Linked DNA regions of Homo sapiens: all the other regions are linked to region 1. A link is a loop called in an ENCODE intact Hi-C map of the cell type or tissue named here. Cell type or tissue: heart right ventricle. All regions are shown on one strand.

The links. Hi-C counts contacts between places; a loop is a spot of excess contacts. Peaks named below come from ENCODE experiments on the same cell type or tissue, not always from the same donor. Only the 100,000 strongest peaks of a DNase experiment are listed, where the experiment ranks them.
Region 2: a loop joins it to region 1, with 2.7 times the contacts of the local background. A loop is called at or near these places in 7 of 110 quality-filtered maps.
Region 3: a loop joins it to region 1, with 2.6 times the contacts of the local background. A loop is called at or near these places in 16 of 110 quality-filtered maps.

What each region holds. Positions count from the first base shown.
Region 1 is chr10:35,446,457-35,454,456 of GRCh38, forward strand. The region is part of intron 1 of CCNY (cyclin Y); the gene reads left to right. LOC124902410 (a long non-coding RNA gene) reads right to left here and starts at 532. Exons shown (of 2, transcript XR_007062112.1): 1 at 1-532. RefSeq lists an enhancer at 1,573-2,243 and a silencer at 5,003-5,132. In heart right ventricle, no CTCF peak of the experiment used is centred here; DNase peaks (open chromatin) are centred at 1,803, 3,025 and 7,733; H3K4me3 peaks cover 893 bases; H3K27ac peaks cover 8,000 bases.
Region 2 is chr10:35,492,081-35,500,080 of GRCh38, forward strand. The region is part of intron 2 of CCNY (cyclin Y); the gene reads left to right. Among named protein-coding and RNA genes, the nearest start is that of GJD4, 110 kb to the right of the region's middle. RefSeq lists enhancers at 3,512-3,561, 6,561-6,710. In heart right ventricle, no CTCF peak of the experiment used is centred here; a DNase peak (open chromatin) is centred at 3,641; H3K27ac peaks cover 2,133 bases.
Region 3 is chr10:35,375,267-35,383,266 of GRCh38, forward strand. The region is part of intron 1 of CCNY (cyclin Y); the gene reads left to right. Among named protein-coding and RNA genes, the nearest start is that of CCNY, 43 kb to the left of the region's middle. RefSeq lists a silencer at 4,135-4,429. In heart right ventricle, CTCF peaks have their summits at 4,089 (motif pointing right) and 4,338; DNase peaks (open chromatin) are centred at 4,092 and 4,266; H3K4me3 peaks cover 953 bases; H3K27ac peaks cover 6,062 bases.

The DNA.
Region 1 (8,000 bases):
TTAACTGACCTCCAGAATGCATTTGTGTGCAAGAAATTGTTCCTTTGTCCTGTCCCTGCTTTTAGTAAAAGTGTGGTAGTGTAGATTTGCCAGGGATAGTGTGAATTTGGACATGAACTCATGGACAGGAATTGTAATAAGCTGTCATATCCAGTTTGTGTTTCATGAGCAGCTTCCCTTTGCCAGGGTCTTTGTGGTTAGTGATGATCTTCTTGTTGCCAACCCTGCCTTGTCACTGGCTCACTGGATCCTGGATGGAGCAGAGACTGACAGTGCTGGGTTGCTCCTCTTGCCCCTTGTGGGATCTGTGGGGCTGATGGCCCTCTGGGTACCATCCCAGGGCTGTTCGTTGTTCTCCAGCGGAAGTGTAATAAGCAATTTGTCTCTTCATTCCTGACAGTTTCAAAATTGCATGTCGAGATAAGTTCTAGATTTAAAAATTAGTGTCTCCTAATTTCTAATGTAATTTTTAGATAAATTGATTATACAGATTTTGGAAAACATATAGTTACCATGTAGGTTAAAGAAAGGTGGTTTAGGTCTGGGCACAGTGGCTCATGCCTGTAATCCCAGTACTTTGGGAGGCTGAGGCGGGTGGATCATGAGGTCAGGAGATCGAGACCATCCTGGCTAATACGGTGAAACCCCGTCTCTACTAAAAGTACAAAAAATTAGCCGGATGTGGTGGCGGGCGCCTGTAGTCTCAGCTACTCAGGAGGCTGAGGCAGGAGAATGGCGTGAACCCGGGAGGCGGAGCTTGCAGTGAGCTGAGATCGTGCCACCGCACTCCAGCCTGTGTGACAGAGCGAGACTCCATCTAAGAAAGCTGGTTTAGTTTGAATTCTAGAAAAACCATAGTTTAACACGTGGCTTTGTAAGCAGGACTTTCAAATGTAATCATGTTTCAAAAAGACAGGAGGCTTTACTAGCGATAACGTGGTAAGCCAGAGAGCAATTTTTATTTATATTTAGGGGCAGATGATGGGGAAACACCACTGTGGTCTTGAGACAGTGGGGTGATTATGACCATCATCATCATTATCTCTGTCATTTCTCACACTTCTTGATTTTACCTGCACGTTTCCATTTCTTAAGAAAAACTTGCTAAACCCTAAAATAATATAAATACAATCTTAATTTCTAAGATTTCAAGAGGTTTGAGGTGTTGTTTAGTAGCAGTGTCATTGCAGTAGCTTGAAATATTTATAAGTAATAACCCAAGGGTAGCATTTCTGCCATGAAATGCCAGAAATAATGGGCATGTCTGACACTTTGGGGAGTTTCTTGGCTTCCTGTGATTTCTGTTCTCTGGCTTGCTGAGTCTGTTTGGCACAGGTCGGATGTTTGTGCTTGGTCTGGAATTTGAAACACGTGGCTGTAAACCACAGATAGTTTGATAAAGGCATAACAGGCAGGAAAACAAAAGATATGCTTTTAACCAAAAAATGTAGGCCTGCCCCTGGCATTTCCCGTGATGAAGGTGTTTGAGGCTGTGCTTTGCCGTTCATGGTGTAGCTCCTCATTCGTTTTCAGCTATCAGAAAGGCCACTTGTTCTGGTGCTCCTTGGCTCAGCTGGCACCAGGTCACTGTCTCATCCTCCAGCCAGTGAAGGAGACCGCCTTCACTGTGGGAACCAGCGGCTCGCATTTTAATTGTGATCTGGTGACTTCTGTACAGCAGCAGATTGATGACAGCTTTGGAGGGGAACAGGTGGCTCAGTGTGATTGAATCGTTCTTTAACTCATTCAACAAGTAATGGCCAAGTACCTGCTCTCTGTTGGACACCATCTGGGGCCCCAGGGCAGTCACGAACAAAGCAGACCGGAGAGAAAACAAAGCAGGAAGTTAAGGGTGGGGACATGGGTAGGGCCGGTGTAGCAGAAATTCTGGAGCCAGGCTGCCTGAGTTGGAATGCGAATTCCCATTACTTGCCGTGTGACTTTGGCAAGCCCTTTAATTTCTCTATGTCTCTTTCCTCATAGGTAACATGAGGGTAATATTATTATTATATGAGTTGTACTAAATAAATTGGCATGTGTAAAATTCTTAAAATGGTGCCTGCCATGTAACTACTATGTGTTAGGTATTAGGACAGTGCTTATATAAAGGGATGTTATGGTGTTACTGTTAGGTAAGGTGACATCCTTCAGATACCTGAAGGATATGAGAGCTGAACCATGTGACTCCTTGGGGAAGGAGCCTTCCCAGCAGAGTGGGCATGCGCCTGGTGGGTTTGAGGGGCAGAGGGAGTGTGGGGGATGGAGGGGAGTGGTCAGAGAGGCAGCAGGGGCAGGGCATGTCCAGTCCTGTAGCCACTGTGAGTACTTTGCACTCTAGAATGGGGGCCAATGTGGAGTTTGAGCAGACGTGCTCCTAATGCAGTTTTGGCAGGATTCCTGTGGCAACTATGGAGAGAATGGACAATGGAGTATCCCCAGGGGGTGCAGTGTGGGTTAGACCCTGAGGCATGTCAAGGGGCAAGGTCAGGGGATTTGCTGGTTGGCTGCATTGGGTGGGAATAGCGAGGGTGGAGGATGAGTGCAGGCCTTGAAGGGTGGAGTTGCTCCTTAGTGACTGATGTAGACTGGAAGGAACAGGTCTTGAGCCTGTTGATTTTGATTTACATGTTAGTCAACAGGGGAGCTGAACGGGCAGCATGGGAGTTCAGTGGAGTCAGTGCTGGAGATAATAGCATGGGAACCATTGGCATACTGAGGGTATTCATTACAGTCTTGTGGCTGAGGTCACCACGCAGCGAGGAGGGAAGGGACAAGGAAGCAGCAGAGGTGTGTGTGAGAAGGAGCTGAGGAGGGGCAGAGATAGGGGCAGGGAGGGGGGTGAAGAGAGAGAGATGGTCCCGGCAGTCAGCGAGGGAGACATTTTGAGGAGAAAGTGGGCATCTCTAGTAAGATAAGGACTGAGATGTGGCCATTGAATTAGCAGTGGCCTTGGTAAGAGCTGGAGAGTTGGGGGTGGGAGCAATGGCCCTACTGGGCAGGGTTCCAGAGAGAACAGGGAGGAGGAACTGGAGCACGCAGGAGCCTGGCTGAACAGGAAGCAAAGAAATAGAGGGAAGGCTGCAGAGGGGGAGGCTGGTTGAGAGCTGTAGTTCGGTTTTTGGAATGAGAGTAATTACTACGCGTGCCTGTGCTGATGGGAAATGCATGATGCAGGAGAGAGAGGGTGGGAGGGGCAGGGATCCATTGCCGAGTAGGGGGGCCGGCCCCAGGGAGGTACCTTTTTAGGGACCACAGGTCAGAGAGGTGCAGGGAGCAGAGATGGCAGGGTGAGCACAATGGAGGCAAGAAGGCTGCAGTGCTTCTCCTGGCCTCTGTCTTCTCAGCTGAACGGACAGTAAGTTGAGAGTGCCAGGGAGTGTTGGAGGTTGGGGGAGAGACAAAAAGGGCCTTTCCAATGATGCTATCTCGCACCACTCAGGGCCTACCTGAGTAGGGTGTCAAGAGTTTACGGTGGGACCAGTCAGCAGGATTCTGCATCTCCTCCAGCTGTGTACAGCTGCTTGGGGCAGAGGAGATGGGGAGTTAGATTTAATCAGCTCTGGGATTTGCCAGAAAGCGCTTTGGAGGGCAGAGGAACGTGGTGGCACGTGAGAGCACCAGGGAGCCAATATGACTACAAGGCTGTGGCTCTGAGTCGGGTAGAGAAGAAAGCAAGGATGTAGCAGGGGGAGGGGTGGCAGAGAGGTGGTGGAATCGGGCTTTGTGGTCTTGGTGGGTGGAAGAATTTACAGGGTTGGGATGTCAGGGAGTGAGTTGGGAAGGTAGGAGATGAGGCTCAGAAAAGGGCTGCTCAACTTTGAGAGCAGGGAGTCCTTTTGGTGACTTACAGGGAGAGGGTGGAGGTTAAGATTAAAACACCAGGCCTTGCAGGGCAGTGGCATCCTGGGTTTTAGCAGTGTGTGGAGGATGTAGGACATTGTGCTGGGGATGTGTGCTCCCTGGGATGGTTTTGGAAGTTGGGAGATGGCATTAGAGGCTCTTTGGAGTTTTCTGGGCTGAGAGCTTGATTGCTAAGGGACAGCCTGGGAGTTGTCAGCTTCTTGAGCTGACAGCCAAGTGGGGATAAAGCGTTTCTTCTGATGGAAAGGTTGTGGTTCTGAGGCTGCTGGCACATTGGGAAGGGCATCTTGCGGGTTCCCATCATTGTGGAGCTACATCTTTATTTCTGAATGTTGGACATGGGGCACTTGGGGAGGCCAGTATTACCAGGAGATTTTTCTTTTTTTTTTTTCTTTCTCTTTTACCTTTTGTGTATCAGTATTTCTTAATAAGAAATGCCTATTTATTTAAATTCGGTGGGAGATATTTTTGACATAATTTTTTCACTTTCTCTCTGTCCTCTGTTTTGGAGAATGACAGTGATGGAGCAGTGGGCTGGGAGCCTTCCTGTCACCAGCACCTGTGACTTTGGAGCAGCTACTTCCTCTGGGACTGTTTAAAAGAAGGGGTGTGGGGCTCAGCTTTAAGGTCCTTTGGTTTTAGAATTAAACTCTATTTTGTTGGTTTATGAAGCATGTTTTTTGTGCCCATGATCTCAAATTTCTTTGGTTTTTAAAACTTTATCTATTTATTGTACCTTTAAAACAAATACATTTTATACCTAATGCAAATTAGTATTTTTTGAAGAGTGTTAGGCAGAATAAATGTGTATTTCCCATCAGAGAAGGAACTACTGATAAGTACTTCAAGAAGACCCAGAATTAGCATGTGTGTTTATATAAATTGTGAAATCATCTTCTCCCACTTCTTCCCCCTTTTTTACAAAAACAAGTTAAGAGTCAGAGAAGGAAAGAAGAAATGGGATTTGCACCGTCATGGACTGATACTGCCTGGGTGTAGTTGTTTTGCTTGGTGAGCAGAACTTGCTGTATTATCTGTAGCTTTCTTCATGTATACTTGGGCACTTGTAAATGTTACCAAGTGCCTCTGACCAGAATGGGTGGGTCATTTTCCATGTCGTCTTAAAATGACTGGAAAGTTGGTGATGAACAGAAGGCTTATTTTGATATCTGAGTATGGCCTGAAGGCTATGCTGAGTGAGTGAAACCCAGAGCACTTCTGAGCAGGTTTTGGTTGGTTTGGTTCCTCTTTTGTTGGTGCTTTTGTGAGGGCCAATTCTGTATGGCACTAGACAGAGCTGGTTAGGCTCAACAATACAGTGTTACCAGGCGGGTTGAGAATGGACACCCACAAGCCCAGGAGCCTCCTGAGGCCAGTCCCCCATAGTGCCTGGGCCACACGGGGCTGGGCCTGTTAACCAGGGCAGGCTCGGGGTTCATGTCTTTTACCCTCTACAACAGTGCAGCCCAGCAGGTCATTACCACCTCACCTCCACGCATGGCAGGGGCAGGGGGAGCGGTCAGGGCATGCCTGTCCTGCTGCTGTCACCCAGGCGAGCCACACATTCCACACTGGCTTGAATGGCAGTGACTTTGGGCCTGGCAGTGTCCTCTGCCAGTCTCCTTCACTCACAATTTCATTTCAACTTTGTGTTATAGTGAAGTATTTAATATGACACTTTTTTTTTATTCTTTAATAGTTCAAATAGTAATGTATGCCAAGGTCAGACTAATATTTTGTTTACTAGCTTAGTAATTTTCTTCTTGTTCCTACCTGAATTAATTTATATGGGAGCAAGTGCTGCCTTTTTTGCTGTTGAGTACCAGAGAACATACAGTAAATAATGATTTTTACATATTGAAGTTGCAGTTGTTGACTGTGATGTTGAAGATGTCTTCAGACAGTAGTTTATACTGCATTCCACACTTGAGGCTCAAGTGATTGGAGTGATTTCTGCAATTACTAGTTTGTTCTATAACTAAGACTGTTTGTTGGTCTCTGCATATACTTTCAGGTCATTAAATGCTACAGAAATGAGAAATGAAATACAAACTTTTTAACTCCTACTCAGATGTCCAAACAGCTTCTTAGTTCCTGTCAGATCAGTAATAATACTGGGTTTGGTCTTTCTTAAACCAAGCATAATCCTGCTTATCTTAGAATGAAACAGTATTCCTATTCAGAGGTAAATAGAGTTAACCTTTACTCGTGTAATTTTTATTGTTTGTTTTACCATTTCATGGTGTTCATACTAGCCCCTTTTCCTTTCCCTCTAAGTGACTGCTGAGGTTCTCACCATTTCAGAATAAAATTCTTGTCCTTTGAGGTTGGAAATTTAATGATAATTGAAAAACTGTATGTGTCAGTATACTTAAAAGGAAAGGTTATATCATTCTCTTCATTTTGGATGTAAAATTTACCTGTTAGAGAAAATTTGGAAATTATAGAAAAGTAAAAAAAAAAAAAAAAAAAAATGGAAAAAAGCTATTGTGCTTGTCTCCTACAAAGAGAACTACTGTGGACCTTTTATGTCTCATTTCTTCTGTTTTTTAAAAGCTGGGTTTGTCTAAAACCACTGTCACCAAAACAATAAAACCCATACCCTCCAAATTTGTATGACATATAATTGTGGTGACATTGTCTAGAACATTTTAAAAAAAATATTATTTATTTTTAGAGATGGATCTTGCTGTGTTGCCCAGGCTGGACTGCAGTGGCACAATCATCGTTCACTGTAACTTGGAACTCTTGGGCTCAAGCATTCCTCTTGTCTCAGCCACAGCGTCCAACTAATTTTTTCATAGAGATAGGGTCTTGCTTTGTTGCCTAGGCTGATCTCAAACTTCTGGGCTTAAGGAGTCTTCCCACCTTGGTCTCCCAAAGTGCTGGGATTACAGATGTGAGCCATTGTGGCTAGTCCTGTATATAAAATTTATATATTTTTCACTTAGCATGATAAACAGAAGTATTTCTCCAATTACAAATGTATTGAACTGTTTATAAAAACTATTGATTATTATTTTTGATCACTACATAATTTTTCATGTGGGAAATTTTCCGCTTATTCAGTCCTTTATTACTAGACATATAGGTTGTTGTTTTCTTTTTCCTTTATAATCAATATGGTAATGAACATCTTTGTGTCTAAAGCCTCCTCTGAACATCAGATCATCTCAGCAAGGTAGAATCCTAGCAGGCATTCTAATGACTCAAAAGTTTTGGGTGCAGTCTACAAAATTACTGTATGACAAGGTATTAATACATGATACTAATATTTGAGTTAGCAAAAGCTGCTTATTGGATATCTAAGTTGGGCAGCATTTGGTAGGCTTATTTTTTACTCCTTTAAATTACTTCTTTCAAGTGATTAGAAACTTTTAAGAATCTTAATCAGTAGGTGAAAGAAAATCTGGCTTTTTTAAGGCTCTTTGTATATTGAAATAGCTGGGCAATATTTCTAGTAACCATATTGATGTTTTACTGCTATATACATGATTTGCCAATTTTTAAACTAAGACCTATAGTAAAAAAAAAATTTATATTTGAATCCAGTTGGTTTCTTATTGGTAAACACACATGAAACAATATTTGTCTTTATGCATTTCATAATGTTATATTCTGAACTTTCTGTTTCATTCCATTTTTTAAAAAAGATGAGTCATGATCCTCTAAATGGATTTCATAATCTCCTGGAGGTTCCAACTCATAGTTTGAAAAACACTATACTGTACTGTGACAGGCGGCGAATCCAGAGGAACACATGGCTTATTTCCCTGACTGCTTTTACTTTTCCTGTGTGTGGGTGGGAATCTTGTACTCGTTCATCCTGGCAGTACCTGAGTGAGAAATAAGGAAGCTAAGTACCCTGCCCAACGGCACGCAACTACCAGTGGTCAAGCTCGGACACAGTCACTTCTGGGTGGCCCCCAGGTCCAGGGTTTCACAGTCCAGCAGCATAGAAGCCGTTTCAGCTTCTGTTGTCCTGGAAGACGCAAAGGCATCCAGAAGAGAGGCACATGATCTGCAGGAAAGACTCCGCCGTAGCGGTTCAGCGCAGGTTTACCAAAGGTTGTTCACCTGGAATGGACTGTGAACCCCCCACCAGGAACTGTGGCACAGGCAGAAGTCAACCAGGGTGA
Region 2 (8,000 bases), 46 kb after region 1:
AGCCCCTTCCCAGTCTCCTGCCTCCATCATGTCCTCTCTCAAACCTTTCTTCCACCTGTCTGCAAGTGGAGCTTCTCTTAGGCCCCTCCCTGCCTGACCGTCTGTCTCCTCACCACTGGAACAGTGAGACACCAGCACACACACAGAGCCCTTTTCACCCTTCTTGTGGGTCCCCTCCCCTCCAGGCCTGAGAGGCCATCATCTGTGGCATGCTCTGCCCGCAGCACCTGCCCTCTGTCCATGCTGGCCCAATGGCTGCCTCATAGGTGATGCTTCCCTGTTTCTCTTCATTCCATTGATTGTGATAGACACCTTTCCTTGGCTGGAACACCTCTGAAATCAGCACAGTCAGTGACTTGCCAAAATTTAATTGGCAGCATTTTTTTTTTCTTTCTTAGTGACACATAGAGTAATGGTTTATCAGAAAATCAGTGGCATTACGTTCAGTGCAGTTTGCATATTCCTCTGTGTGGAGGTGATTATTTTTGTGGTATAGAAATAAATAGCTTTCTGTTTATCTGCTGGATTGCATCTTGCTCATGGATAGGAACTGTGCCTTTCACATTCCGCAGTCTCTGCAGTGGCTAGCACATAGAAGAAACTCACAAGCATAGGGGAATGAAGGAATGAAGGCAGGGCATCATGACCCACCCTGGGCAGACTTGCCGTGGCACGGTGGCAGTCTTCCCTGAGTAGTGGCTTTCTGTTTTGTGTTGCAGCTTTACCTTCTCCTACCTTCCCTAGCTTTGTTAGAAAACGACACATCCATTATTTAGGGACAGGAGGATGTAGGTTTTTTTAGGCTCAGGTGGTGTATTTGGGCTTTCCTATTCCGGGTCAGAACTCAGCATGACCGTGCCACCCTCAGGCCAGCTCTCCCCTCTCCCCTCTGCAGTCTTCTCTTGAGGTGCATGGGGGGGGGAGGGCAGGTATCAGGTTTCTTGGCCAGGCCTCGCCCTGTAAGTCAGAGGCGCTCTTTGGGTGCCGTGGCTCACTTTTCTTGGGTGCATCACCTGACTCCAGTATTTCATCCCTTGGGCTTTCCAGTGTGGAGAAAGCTGCTGATATAGTACAAACTCAGATGAAATCATTTAGACCCAGAATGTCAGTTTTCTCCGTACCTTTTATCATATCCTCTCTCCTGACCTGCGCTGTTCCCAGTCAGAACATTGCTCAGTGAGCACAGATCCAGAATAGAGGTTAGCAGGGATAATTCCCCCAGGCTGGGGGGAGTTTGATGCCCCGTCTACCACAGCCTTGTCCTACTGTTAGACAGCACCTGTGGCCTGCTGGTAGCCATAAACTTACTTTTCAATTCTCTTTTTAAAAACTCTGAGCACCTGCATTTCCCCTTCAGTTGGCACAGACTGATAACCTTGTAAATACTTTTCATAGCTTACCATGTTTATAGCTTACCTTACGTGGCTTATGTTTTTGGCTGGCTGCCCCGTGACATCTAGGGAGGCAGCTGAATTTCAGGATAATCTGATGCAGTCACCATGTAAGAATAGTTAATGCCTTGGAATGATTGCCTGAAGATAGCGATCCTCTGGAATCAGACTGCCTGAACTGGAGGCTTAGATCCAACACTCTCCACATAATCTTGGTGCATATGATCCATTTCCACATGATTTCCCTCAATCTCAATTTTATCACTGTAAAATGGAGTTAGTACCTCTTTGTGAGATTGTCAGGAGGACTAAATGCATAATCCATCAAAGCACCGAGCCCTGTACGTAAGACAACACAAGTTCTCAGTAAATATAATCCTTACCCTAGAGTGTAGGTTCTCATTTGCTCAGCTGGATTGAGTTTCTTCCCTGACTTGGGTCTGTGCCATCTTCTAGCTTGTCTGTGCTGACAGCTCCTCTGTGCTGACTGTGACACCTTGCACCAGAACACTGGGCCTGACCAGGAGGAGAAGGGATGGATACCAGGACAAGAGTAGAGGGTGGCTTCTGTGCACTGCTGTGCCCAGTCCCATCTTTTTCTGTGTTTTCCTTGATAAAGATAGATCGTGGACCCCCACATCTTAGAGTTGCTTCCAGGTTAGGCACAGTGGCTCACTCCTGTAATCCCAGCATTTTGGGAGGCTGAGTGGGGAGGATTGCTTGAGCCCAGGAGTTCAAGACCAGCCTGGACAGCATAGTGAGACCCCCCCCCCCATTTCTACAAAAAAATAAAGATTTTTTTTTTTTAAAGAAAGAGTTGCTTCAACACACCTTGGAAGCAAACCAGAAAGAGGCCAGGTCTGAAATTATATCAGCCAGCATTTGATAGCAGCTCATTATATTAGAATACACAGCACTTTAAGTCTCACTTAAAAAATAAAATGATAACGTCACCTCCACCATGTGTCAGGATAGATTTCTGATGGATTGACTAGTGGTAGAGTAAATGTAACAAATACAATCATAATCATCTAGAAATAGTATACGTGAATATTTAGTGTCAGAATGGGGAAGGGGCATGTAAGTTTGTAGAAGCAATGAAGGAAGTTGCCTAAAAATGAAAACTCATGTCCAAATGCATCTAACAATGAAATCATCAGTGATGGAAATATCACAATCTATAGGAAAAAGGATTAATGCCTTTATGTATTAAAGAATTATTATACAATCAGTCAAAATGCTAACACACCAATAGAAAAATGGGCATATTTCTGTTGGCATGTTCATATATGAGCACATGTATACTTGCACATACTTATATACAAATACATTCATATGCAAAAGTACACATCATGCTTGCTTTGTATATATGCGCACAAAAGAGACTCAAAGGATACACATCAGAATATTAATAGTGATTGTCTCTGGATTGTTGGATTAAACAGGTTGGGCCTCTCAAATTCAAAAATTTGAAATCTGAAATGCTCCAAGATGGATCTGCAACTTACTGAGCACCAACCTGATGTTCAAAGGAAATACTCATTGGAGCATTTTGGATTTCACATTTTTGGATTTGGGATGCTCAAATAATGCAGAATTTCAAAATCTGATAAAAAATATCCTAAATCCACAATACTTCTGGACCCACGCATTTCAGATAAGGGGTGATAAGGATACTCTGTGTGTGTGTATGTTTTATGTATCTCTGTGTTTTCCAAGCAAGCTTTTAATTTTTATTTGCAGTTGCATTTTCTTCTTTATATGGCTCTGTATTTTCCAAATTTTCTGCAATAAGCATGCATTTCTTTTCTGATTAGCAGAAAGTTTTAAATGGATGCCACTTAGCTGAAGTTTCTGTGCTTCTGAAGAAATCCTTTGGCCTTAGATATTCTCTGTGAGAAACAGAAAACCTCTCAAGTGTGTTGGCAGCTTAGGTGGATATTTGTTCTTTGAATAGTTTTCTCCTTATGTTCTTCCTTCGTCTACTTCCTATTCTCTTCCCTGGAATTTTCTCCTCTCCATGACTGGCTGTGCCCTCAACATCTTAGAAATGTTTCTATGTCTTTTCATTTTTGTTTCATTGGCTTTGCTTATTTAGATTTCACTTTGAATGCACAGAATGTCACGTTCCTCTGTGCCCAGATTTCGAAATAAGAGCAGGTCCTGGACAGTTCAGAGCAGGCCAGAGGTCTAATTGGAAGCTCCCTTCCTGCAGCACAGGAGGTGTGCCTTGGGGGGAAATGGCCACACCAGGATGCTTTGTTCTGGGCTCCAAAGTGTGGGTGATGTTCCTGCTACAGTGCACTTTGTGTCCTGGCCGTTTGTGTTCATGACGACTTCCCTGTCAGGGCAGGAGCTCAGCAGGGCAGGAGCCTCCATGTGCATTCTGAACAGGGGCTCAACAGTTGTTTTGAATTGAGTGAGTGAGTGAGTGAGTGAGTGAATTCACTGAATTATTGAAAACTGTAGGAACTGTGTGGTCATCTCAAATTTACTATAAGAAAAGTTAATAGTAAACTTTTAATTTTATTGTTCAAGGCCTGATCTGTGCTACCCACAGGAAAAAGGAAAGGGAAATGAAACCTTTTCTTTTCAACCAGATCTTTGTGATCTGCATTGGAGCTATCTCAGCAATCAGCTTCGTATATCCAAACAAAATTCTGTCATTCTTTAGTTGAAGCCTGCCTCTTGTGTGGCCTGCCAGTCCTTCACATCCAGAGTAGTTAATCAGTTAAGTAAATTTTCTTTGTAGAATAGCACAGCTCTATTCATACCTGGTTCTAATTGTCATTCTGTTTTTAAATGGGACTCGTTTTATGCAGATGCCAAGGATGCCTGTGCACACCAGTGATGTTCTTGTTGGAGGGCGGATGTATAGAGGAAGGGGTCCTACACGCGGTCTCCTCTCTTCTTCTTCTGGGCCTTCCCTTCCTTGGCCTGCTTGGGCTCTTCCCTAGTTTGCCAAAGAAAGAGTATCTTAGGTATCTTAGGACCTTTTTAGTACCAGCATCCTATGGCTTGGTGGTGGCTAACACTTGCCATTGGAAGGTCGGTCTATTTTAGAAATGGAAGAGGAGAGTCAGGTGCGGTGGCTCATACCTGTAATCCCAAAACTTTGGGGGGTGCTGAGACAGGAGGATTGCTTGAGCTCAGGAGTTCAATACCAGCCTGGGCGACATAGTGAGATCTCATCTCTAAAAAAGAAAAAAATTGGAAATGGAAGAGGAGAAACCAAGGTAATCTTTTAAATGCCTACCTATGACAGGAATCAGCTGAAATGGTGTTTAGATTGTTAACAAATCCTCATTAATAATCACACACTAGGTTGAAAGTTGTATTTTAAAGAGTCACTTGTGTGACATTGTGGCAAGAGAGTGTCCCATAGCAACTTAAGTGTAATTTTGTTTGTCCCTCAGATTGCAAACACTGCCTTTTACTCTCTTCACTCCCCATTTTATCAGGAGAAGACTTTTAATGCCAACTGTATTGTTTTTGCTGATTTTAGATGGCTTATTTTTAAAGCCTCTGGTCCATTTTCTGTTTACATCTTTATGGACTGTCACTGTAGCCAATTAAAAATCCTCTTAACTATCATAGATTGTGTCAAAGGAGATTGCTGTTATTCCTCTCCCAGGAAAGAAAAAATTTATGATCCATATCAATTTATTGCCTGTTTTCTCTAAAGAAGCAAAACATAATTATTAGTTAATTCAGTTAGACATTAACTCAGAAAACTCCAGAGATTTTGATTGATTGTTATAGTAACCAAAAATATTGAAGTGTTAAAGATGACTAAAACCACCTATTAGAAATGAGTTGGCATATTGCTTATACCATTACATAAAATAGCTAAAGCATTTTGAATTTCAGAGCTGTACCCACATCAGCCTCAGTGGTTTCAAATTTATTTTAAAGACAGATTTAGATTTGGGCAATTCTGTCAGTCTTTTCAGGTGATACACCACTGTAAAATATTCTGCTTATCACTGGGTGTGGTGGTTCACGCCTGTAATCCCAGCGCTTTGGGAGGCCGAGGCAGGTGGATCACTTGAGGTGAGGAGTTCGAGACCAGCCTGGCCAACATGGCAAAACCCTGTCTCTACTAAAAAATACAAAAAATTAGCTGGATGTGGTGGTGCACCCCTGTACTCTCAGCTACTTAGGCAGGAGAGGCAGGAGAATTGCTTGAACCTGGGAGGTGGAGTGAGTCAGCTCACTTCCCTCCAGCCTGGATTACAGAGCGAGACTCCGTCTCAAAAAAAAAAAAAAAAAAAAAAATTCTACTTATCTTATTCCCCCTATGGTAATGTCTTGGTTGTGCTCCTGCTAGCTTAGGGGAAAAGGAGTAATTAATTTTAAGGGCACTGAGGGTATCTCAGACAGCTCATGAATTGGTGGAACTGGGTACTAAAAGCTGTTAGGACTAAGGCAGCACCTGCCTTCTGCCCATCTCCCTCTGCCGTGTTTCTCTGCATGGCAGAGGGACACCACTGCTTTATGGGGGTCCAGGAATCATAAGACACAAAATACAGTCACACTCATGACTGTAACTTATTACAGTGCAAGCACATGAGGCAAACTCAGTACAGGGAAGAGGTGCACAGGGCGAGTCCTCTCCCATGGAGCCACACAGGTTGCACTTTATCCCCCCATTCACAAATGAGTTGTGAAAACACCTGTGGAATGTTGTCAGCCAGGGAAACTCCTGGGTAGAGACCCAGCACCCAGGATTTTTATGGAGGACCACTCATGTAAGAAGGCTCTGCCTGTTAAGTACCAAAGTTCCAGACTCCCAGAAGGAAATAAACCATACTGTGTGCGGCATAGAGCATATTGTTTGTGCAGACAGCTTAGGCACAGTGAGCCACTCCTACCAGTTAGGAAATGATGGGAAGGAACCCTCCTAAATCCAAGTTCCCAGATACCAGCCAAGGGCCAGCCTTGCAACAGGCCCTTTAAGGATGGCTGTCAGATCTGCTGCTTCACTCTTTCCTGCACAGCGGAGTCCCACCCCAGTCTGAAGTTTACACATCATACCCTCAGTTAAGGTTGAGCAGAGCCCTTTGAGTATGTCCCAACTCCAGATTCCCAGGAGAAGGAGTTAGCCCAGAGAGGGTAAAGTTACCCCCCAATCCAGGCAGGATGGTCAGAGTAATGGGTCACATGGTCTAACGTGGATATCAGGCATTCTTCCCATCTGGGTAGGGACAGGTTGTTGGTTTGGGGGCGCGGAAGACGCTCCAGAAGCAAGTCGGCCATAGAGATGCATGTGTGGAAAATCTTCTCAGAAACTGTGCAGACTTCATCTGCCAAAGACCCTCTTATGTTAGGAGGAGCATTACAAAACCATACAGGAAAGTGGCACCTGATTCAGGCCCCAGGAGCCCCAGGTTGCTCTGAGGAAATAGGGTAGTGTGTAGGTGTTCATTTGCATAGAAGCAGTGAATGCCTGAGAGATTCTGTAATAGATTCAGATAGCTTATCCTCAGGTGTTCTGTAATAGTCTTAGTGAACTTTCGTTTTTCTTCACCATTCTGATTGCAGCCAGTTGGAGTTCATGAAAATAGCCTGATTCCTCCCTGAGATTGATCCTTGTAGGTGGTGGACAAAAATGGCATATGTGTTTATAATATTCTTCTGTGTCTGCTGTAGTTTTTTTTTTGTTTGTTTGAAAGCTTTTGTATTAGTATGTTTTCACACTGCTGATAAAGATATACCCCAGACTGGGCAGTTTACAAAAGAGGTTTAAGGGACTTACAGTTCCACGTAGCTGGGGAGGCGTCACAGTCATGGTGGAAGGTATCTCAGGCACGTCTCACATCGCGGCAGAGAAGAGAAGAGGGCTTGTGCAGAGAAACTCCTGTTTTTACAATCATCAGATCTCATGAGACTTATCACTATCATGAGAACAGCATGGGAAAGACCTGCCCCCATGATTCAATTACCTTCCACCAGGTCCCTCCCACAACATGTGGGAATTCAAGATGAGATTTGGGTGGGGACACAGCCAAACCATATCAGCTTTCTTGGTCGGACTTATAGTCAGAACTATTGAAGGTTATGCATCTCAGCCATTACTTCTACACGTGAATAATTCCTAATCTTCTCAATAGTACCCATATAGGAAGTGCTGGTATTTTTTGAGGCATGGATATCTTTCATTTGCTGAAGGCAGGGGCTGATGTAGGGTGTTGAGGTGACCTTAGTATGGGTGGTGGTTCCCACAGTTGGGAGACTTGTGTCTCTTTTGCACAAACCTATCACTGGGTTGCTCTGAGAAGGGTTAAGTGTCATCTCAGAATGTAGTGGGAACCCTGTCAGTTCTGTGGCCCATGTAGAAAGGGTTTCCGGGTCCCTTCAGTCAGTGGGAAATCACCATAGAATTATCATCATATCCCCATCCTTGGCTACATGTATAATAGTTTAGTATGAATTAATTTAATTCACACATGTGCATGCACACGCTCTATATATGTATGTATGTATGCCAGGAAGTTAAAACCCAGAGCTTCCAGCCAGACCATCCTGTTTGTTTTGCTATGGTTTTCATGTGGATTCTTCCTTGGAGTCAGGTAAAATGTAATCCCTCTGCCTCCATGCTGTGCATAG
Region 3 (8,000 bases), 71 kb before region 1:
CTATTTTCTTGCCTTTTCCTTGCTTCTAGAAGTTGCTCACATTCCTTGGCTTCAGGCCCTTCCTCCATCTTTAAAGCCAGCAGTGGTAGATGGAGTTCTCACATCTTCTCTCTCTGGCTCTCCTGCCTCCCTTTTTAGGATCCTTGTGATTATGTTGGGTCCACCTGGAAAATCTGGGCTCATCTCTCTACCTTGAAGCCAGCAGATTAGCAGCTTTAATTCCATCTGCAGCCTTAATTCCCATTTGCTATATGAGGTAATATATTCACAGGTTATGGGGAAATGTTCTAAGTATTGAGTCATCTTGTTTGAATTTTGTGGGGTACTGAAGTTCAGGAAAACTGTTCTCTCCAGAAGTCACCAGAGGCTTGCTTTCAGTATAGGGAAGTCTTAGTTTTTGCTGCCTCACAGATGTAATAAATATTGCAAACCTCACTCACAGAGGGTCTACCCTTGGGATTCTGGAGCAGCACAAAACCTACAAGGAGTTGAGAGAAATTGTGTCTATAGGTGAAGCAGGTTCTTAGCATCAGGAAGGGAAAGGAGGCGAAGGCGTGATGACCTGACAGGTGTGTGGAAGGAGCTCAGCAGAAGCAAGAGGGAGAGAAGACACACTGAGGTGAGAAGTAAAAAAGGGTGAGAATAGAGTGGTGGGCATTGTGGCTTGAGAGCCCCAGGCACCAGTGGAAGACACCGAAAGGAGGACTGCTCATACCTGGGGTGGGCTGGGTGCAGTAAAGTCATTCCCTGTACCGTGCCTTGGAAGCTCTGAGGGGTCGTGGCTCAGGTATTCTGTCTCTAAGCCTGAGCTCCTGTAGCACATGATGACCTCATACGGAAGGAGACTTTTATCTCAGCATCCCTCAACCTGGCACAGCAGTTATTAAACTTTTTGGTCACAGGACACCATGTATAGTGTTAAAAATTATTGAAACTCTCATACATTGCTGGTATAAAATGGTGCAGCCACTGAGGAAAACAGTTTGATAGTTCATCAAAAAGTTAAACATGAAGTTACCGTATGACGCAGCAGTGCCACTCTTAGGTGTATGCCGAAGATAACTGAAAACATGTTTATACAAAATGTATACACAAATGTACACAGCATTATTGGTGATAGGCAAAAGGTGAAGACAACTCAAATGTCCATCAGTGGATGAATGGATAAACAAAATGTGGTATATCCATACAATGGGATACAGGTTGAGCATTCCTAATCTGAAAATCCAAAATCAGAAATGCTCCAAAATCTAAAACTTTGAGTGCCAACATGATGCTCAAAGGAGACACTCATTGGAGCATTTCAGATTTTGGATTTTTGTATTAGGGATGGCCAGCTGATAAGCATATAATGCATATGTTCCCAAATCCGAAAAAGCCTTTAATCCAGAACATTTCTGGTCCTAAGCATTTCAGATGAGGGATGCTCAGCCTGTATTATTTAGCCGTTAAAAGGAGGGAAGTAATGATACCTGATACAACATGGGTGAACCTTTAAAACATTATGGTAGGTGAAAGAAGCCAGTCATAAAAAGCCACATATATTACGATTTCACGTATATGAAATGTCCAGAACAGGGAAATCTAATAGAGACAGGAAGTAGGTTAGTAGTTGCCAGAGATGGGGGGAGAAGAGGATGGGAGTGACTGCTAAAGGGTTTGGGGTTTCTTTTTAGGGTGATGAAAATGTTTTGGAATTACATAGCAGTGATGATTGTACAACTTTGTGAATGTACTAAAAACCACTGAATTGTACAGTTAGGCACCACATAATGATGTTTTGGTCAAGGATTGACTGCATATGCAATGGTGGTCCCATAAGATTATAATGGAACTGAAAAATTCCTATCGCTGAGTGTTGCCGTAATGTCATAGTATAATTACTTTTTAAAAAAATATATATTTAGTGTAGCCTAAGTGTACAGTGTTTATACAGTTGACAGTAGTGTACAGTAATGTCCTCAGCCTTCACATTGACTCAGCACTCACTTGCTGACTGACCTAGAGCAACTTCCAGTCCTGCAAGCTCCATGCATGATTGGTACCCTATGCAGGTGTACCATTTTTAATCTTTTATACCATATGTTTACTGTACCTTTTCTATATTTAGATACACAAGTACTTAGCATTGTGTTACGATTGCCCATAATATTCAGGGCATTAACATGTTGTACAGATTTGTAGCCTATGAACAACCGGCTGTCCTATATAACCAAGTGTGAAGTAGGCTATGACTATCTAGGTTTGTGTAAGTACACTCTATGACGTTTGCACAGCAACAAAATTACCTAACAATACATTTCTCAGAACATATCCCTGTCATTAAGGAAGCATGACTGTACCTATTTAAGTGGTGAATTTGATGGCATGTGAATTACAACTCAATAATGGAAATTGTAGAGAAGAATTTTTATGTCTGTAGATATCATATTAGAAATTAAAACTTGTAATAAAAATATACTAATTTAAAAAATAACATTATAATGTAACCATTATATGTTAACATACATTTTTATTTTAAAAAATCTTCAAAACAAAAAATTAAGTAAGAAGAGTAGCATTACCTTACATTTCTATTATATCTTTAATGTCTGGTTAGTAGGAGGCAGCAAGAACATCATATGTGCTTCTGTGTCAGTCTTTTGTGCTATGTTGCTTTGTGAAAGTATGTGAAGAAAATTCAGCCTTACACAGATGTGATTGGAAAAGAAAGGAGTATTGTTTTATGGACTTTTAAGATAACATGGATATTCTTTGACACTACCTCAAAATGTGACAAATGGTAATTTATTAAAGGTTAGTTGCACTGTGGAATCTGAAATCATTTATGTTAAAGTTTATTGATCTGTCTTATACTTTAAATGGACCTTTTACCACATGCAAGATTTTGTGTCATCATGCTTTGTCATTTGGGAAAGTATTGGTTCACTAATTTATGCAGATCTTCCAAATATTGACTCATTTCATTATTCTGTCTAAAATCACATTTGCTAATATCATCCCTGACCTCCTCAGAAGTCTTAATTATTGGGAAGCTTTCAAGCTCATGGTGGTAGATACGAGTTTTCCAGAATTCTGACTTCTGTGTGATGAGAGCCTGTGTCTTTTTGGTTGGCTTCAGCGGGTGTGATCTTGACTGTTTTACAATATAAAAGAAAAAAGGATTTTTTGGGAGAATTTGTGAGAATAGAGTGCTGGTGCTAAGTTGTCTATATGGGTGACTTCCTAGAAGAGGTTACCGGAGCCCTCGGTGGTTGCTTTTTTGGCTAGGGTGGGGTGTATGTGTGTTGAGAAAAGTTAGGAGGGTTTTTCTGTTTGAGCACGGAGCTAGAAGGACAGTAGAAGAGCAGAGCTGAGTGTTGGGCGAGGGAGATGAAGCCCGGGACGTGCTGGGGGAGTTAGAATATGTGTGAGTCAGGATGGCTTGCAGAGTGCTGTTCCACATCCTGCCCCGTTCGATCCTTACCATGATCTTACTAGTTAGGCACAGAGGGTGTACTGTTACACTTCTTTAGTAGGTGAGGGAAATGAGACCCAGAAATGGCAGTGGAATTGTCTAGAGTCATCTGGTTAGTTAGGGGTGGAATGGGTACCTGTCCTGAGCCTCTGCTTCCTAACTTATGCTGGTTTGTTTGCAACTGCACTAGGCTTGCTTTATTGGTGAGAAGCTGAGACAGAGGTTTCTCATGGCCAGAGTCAAGGGAGACATTGGTGGAGTTGATGCACCAATGCATTTTTGGATGAAGGTTGAAAGGAGTATGCAGGGTCTTTTACTTTGGGAAATGCTGTTGCCACTGTACAGAGGTGGGATGGACCCACACAAAGTTTGGTTCACGTGTCAGCCTGATGAGACCTCACGATGTACCAAGAGAGTAAGAAAAGGTGAATTATTCACATAGTAAAGCTTTTGGGGGAGAGCAGGCAGGCTCTCGGGTCCAAAAGTGTCTTGAGAGAGCAGGGAAAGGAGACTGGCTTGGCTTTTACATGATTAGGGGTTGGGGCTGGTCGAAGGCTTCCTTCCCTGCCCCCCTGGACCTGGATGGTTTGAACTTCCTGCAAGTGCCAAAGGAGGGGGCCCCAGGCTTTCTTATCAGCTTGCCCAGATGGGGGCAGAAGGGGAAGGTGGGGAGCGGTGGGGCCTGAAAACAGCAGTCAGATGTCAGAAATGGAGCCAGACTCTGTATTACAGGAAATGACATCTTTTCTCAAGGGATCTAGCAAGTAGCAATTTGATTCTAAATTCAAGACTTAGAACCAGCGAGGGAAGTGATTGAGTGAGCTACTGGCAGAACTTGTTGACTTAGCTGAAGTCTGCATGATCACAGCTCTGCATATCCTGGAACTCCACATTTCCTCCTGGTGACGAAGTGATGTGTTTCAGCTGATTTAGAATGTTGGCCTATTGAGAACAAAGCGAAGCTTGTGGGAAAAGAAGATAATGTGGTGCAGGAAGGCCCTGAATGCAGGGATGTTGCTTTCTTTTACTGAGAATTCTCTCGTGCTTGCCTTTGCCTTTATCCACCCCCTACCCCTTCTTTCCTTTTACCCTGAGAGTTGTTGGGAGGAAACTTAGCTGGGCCAACAGATGATGGAGCCGTCTATTGGAGGCTTTGAAATCCCACTTTACCACACAAGGAGGAGAAACATAGCTGTCATCTCCAGGAATTTTAGTACTCATCAGTCCCAGGCTGTCATATGAAGCATTCCACTCAGCGCAGTAAAAAAATGTGAACTAGTCAACAGTTTGTATGGGAGGACTACTTTGTGTTTCGAACGTTTGGACTTGGAACACTGTCCCAGATATTGGTTAGGTTACACTTGGAAGATGTTGTTTTGGAAGCGAGTAGGACTTGAACTCCAACAGATACTGGGTTAAGGAGGCTGCCAGGTACCAGTCTTAGATCCTCGAGGGCTTGGATCTGGAAGTGCTGCTCCCATTTTGGTTTGTATTTTGTAATGAATGCTTGGAGTCAGCTCAGGGTCCAATCATTGAAGCATTTATGTGTGAAACATTGATTATGCAGTGATTACTTGAGGAGGTGACTGGTGGTCACAGCTTATTTCTCTAATGTCTTTCCCTTTCTCTCCCACTCCTGATTTCCACCTGGGAATCCTATCCTTCCAGTGTGGAATGTATCAGAGAGTTTTAAAGCCCAAAGAGACCTTGGAGGTGATTATTTCTCTTACGTGTTGTATTTAAGGAACCTGATAATAACTAACTTCAAACATTTATTTCAGAAAGTTTCAAAACTATACAGAATTAAAGATAATAGTACGATGAGTCTCTATATTTCACCCAGATTTAGTAATTTTAAGATATTGCCCAGGTACAACTATCACATATAGAGCACTTCACATGCTTTACTTTTATCACCTCCCAATAGCCTTTTGGGGTTAGATACAAATATATTTCCTCTCTTGAAGATGAGAAAACTGACAGGCCCAGAGAGATTAAGAACCTTGCCTGGGGTCTCCCAGTCCGCAGCCAGCCGCCTGTGACTTCACCCTCTCTGCTGCACTGCCTGGAGAAGTTTTAAAGTTTGCCTGACATACACGGTCAGCTGAGGTCAGGCTAGAAGTGGAACCAAGAGATCTCACTCCTTCGTTGTTTCTTTTATTGTGATTTTCTGTGGCTTTTCTCTTTCCTTTATTCTTTTGATTCTTTTGCAACTGACTTTCTGGGCTTGAAGCGTCCGAGTACCATTTTAACTCTGATAGGCAGACAGCGGCATCCCAAGGCTGGGGTGGTGGGAGTGGTCTGCTCCAGTGCTGGTGATGAGGGGTGCATTGTCTGTGGAGGATTTAATAACAGTAATAAAAGCATCCAGAAGTCTGCCTGTAAAGTCTAAATGTCTAGAATTTTGCCTGCAGTTCTAAACAATGTCGGTGATATTCTTTCCCCCAAAATCTTTTGTTGGTGTTCTAAATAATTGCTTTATTGAGTTTTAATAATAGATACGTAAGCTTCAAGTGAGTACTTCTTGAGTACTTAGCCTTTAATAGATACTGTAGGCCGAGCGCCATGGCTCATGCCTGTAATCCCAGCACTTTGGGAGGCCGAGGCGGGTGGATCACCTGAGGTCAGGAATTTGAGACCAGCCGGGCCAACATGGTGAAACCCCGTCTCTACTAAAAATACAAAAAATTATCTGGATGTGGTGGCACGTGCCTGTAATCCCAGCTACTGGAGGGGGTGGGCTGGGACAGGAGAATTGCTTGAACCCGGGAGGTGGAGGTTGCGGTGAGCTGAGATTGTGCCATTGCACTCCAGCCTGGGTGACAGAGTGAGACTCCGTCTCAAAAAAAAAAAAAAAAAGAAATACTGTATGCAACATGGAGGTTAAATCTGACACTCCTGGTGTCAGATTAGCCCTAAACACATGGGGATTCAGCTGCTTGCATTCATTTCCAGAGTAACTTCTTAAGACTTTAGAATTGTTCAGAAAGCTTGCTTAGGACAGTCTTGTGTATTTAACTCTGTAGTATTACGTATATCTGTTTTTAAACAGTAGATTTGAAATAAATGATAGTGTTACTGATGACTATAATTGTCACTCTGTTTGATCACTTGGAGTTTTTGTCCAAGAGTCCTTAAAAATTACAACAGTGAAACAGAATGCAAACCATGAGGTGTAATATTTTTGCTTGGTAAGTGCAAAAATAATATCTGTAAAATTAAAACTTATCACATTTAAGACAGTTGTTTTAAAACTAAAGAACAAATCAAGAAAATAATAGTTACTGATTTTTACATAACTATTACTGAAAATAATTTTTTTCATACATGGAGGGTGTGTTAAAAAATATTCCTTCCTGGGTGTCTAATGTGTTAGATATGCCGTTGTAGGCGAAGGCTTTTTCTGTGATTCGTTTTTAAGTGAGGAGATTGAGAATCTTTCATATGTGCAACTGGAACCGTTAGGATAGGAAGAAAGTTACACAGGGCATTACTTGTACTGAAGGATTACTCTGTGTCTGAAATTGCTGGCACTTGGTACAGCTTTGTCTCACTTTGATATTTGTCAAGCTTCAGGCCTGTCTGCAGTGCTGACAGACTGTGTGTGCGACAGAGGCAAGAGCTCCTGCCGGCTCCTTTGCTTGGAGCATGCAAAGGGGGCTTGATGCCTTCTCTTGGGAGGGGGCCGTGGCGCCTTTGCAGTGGTAAGACCTCAGCCAGAACCCTGGCTTCTTGACTCTCATCTCCAGCATCACTTAGAACAGTGCTTCTCCATTGATTTTGCCCCCAGGGCACATTTGGCAAGGTCTGGAGACATTTTAGTTATCACCACTGGATGGGGGCTGCTATTGGCATCTTGTGGGTAAAGACATGACTCCTGCTAACTGTCCTGTGGTACACAGGACAGCCCCTCTACCCCTCCAGTAAAGAATTACCGGGCCCAGTTGTCCAGTAGTGCTGAGCTTGAGACACTGACTTAGGGCAAGTTACTTAAACTTGCATGGCCGGCTTCTTCATTTCCTCAAAATGGGAAAAATAACAGCAGTACTTTTCTCATAAGGTTGTTGTGAAAACTATGGGAGACAGTACATTTAAGAGCTCAGTAATTATAATTGTTGTTATTATTATGATTAACTTAGTGAAAATAAAATCCAAAAGGTAAAAAACAAACAAACAAACTGCTGCTGTGATATACTCATGACCAGTAGAGAGTCAACCATACTACACTCTGTGTACCCTTAGTACTACACAGCTGACCCTGAACACCTTGGGTCTGAGCCACATTAGTCCACTTATATGTGGATTGTTTTCAATTGAACATGGATCGAAAACGCAATATTTCGGGATGCAAAACCTGCGTGACCAAGAACTGCCTTTTTCTGTATCTGTGGGTTCTACAGCTCCGATGGGGAGACTTGAGCATGCACAGATTTTGGTGTTTGTCCAAATACCAGTCACCTGCAGATGACCTAGGGGTGACTGTAAATGGATAACAGTGCTTAGAATAATGACGTTGAATCAATATTCAGCGTATGAAACTTAG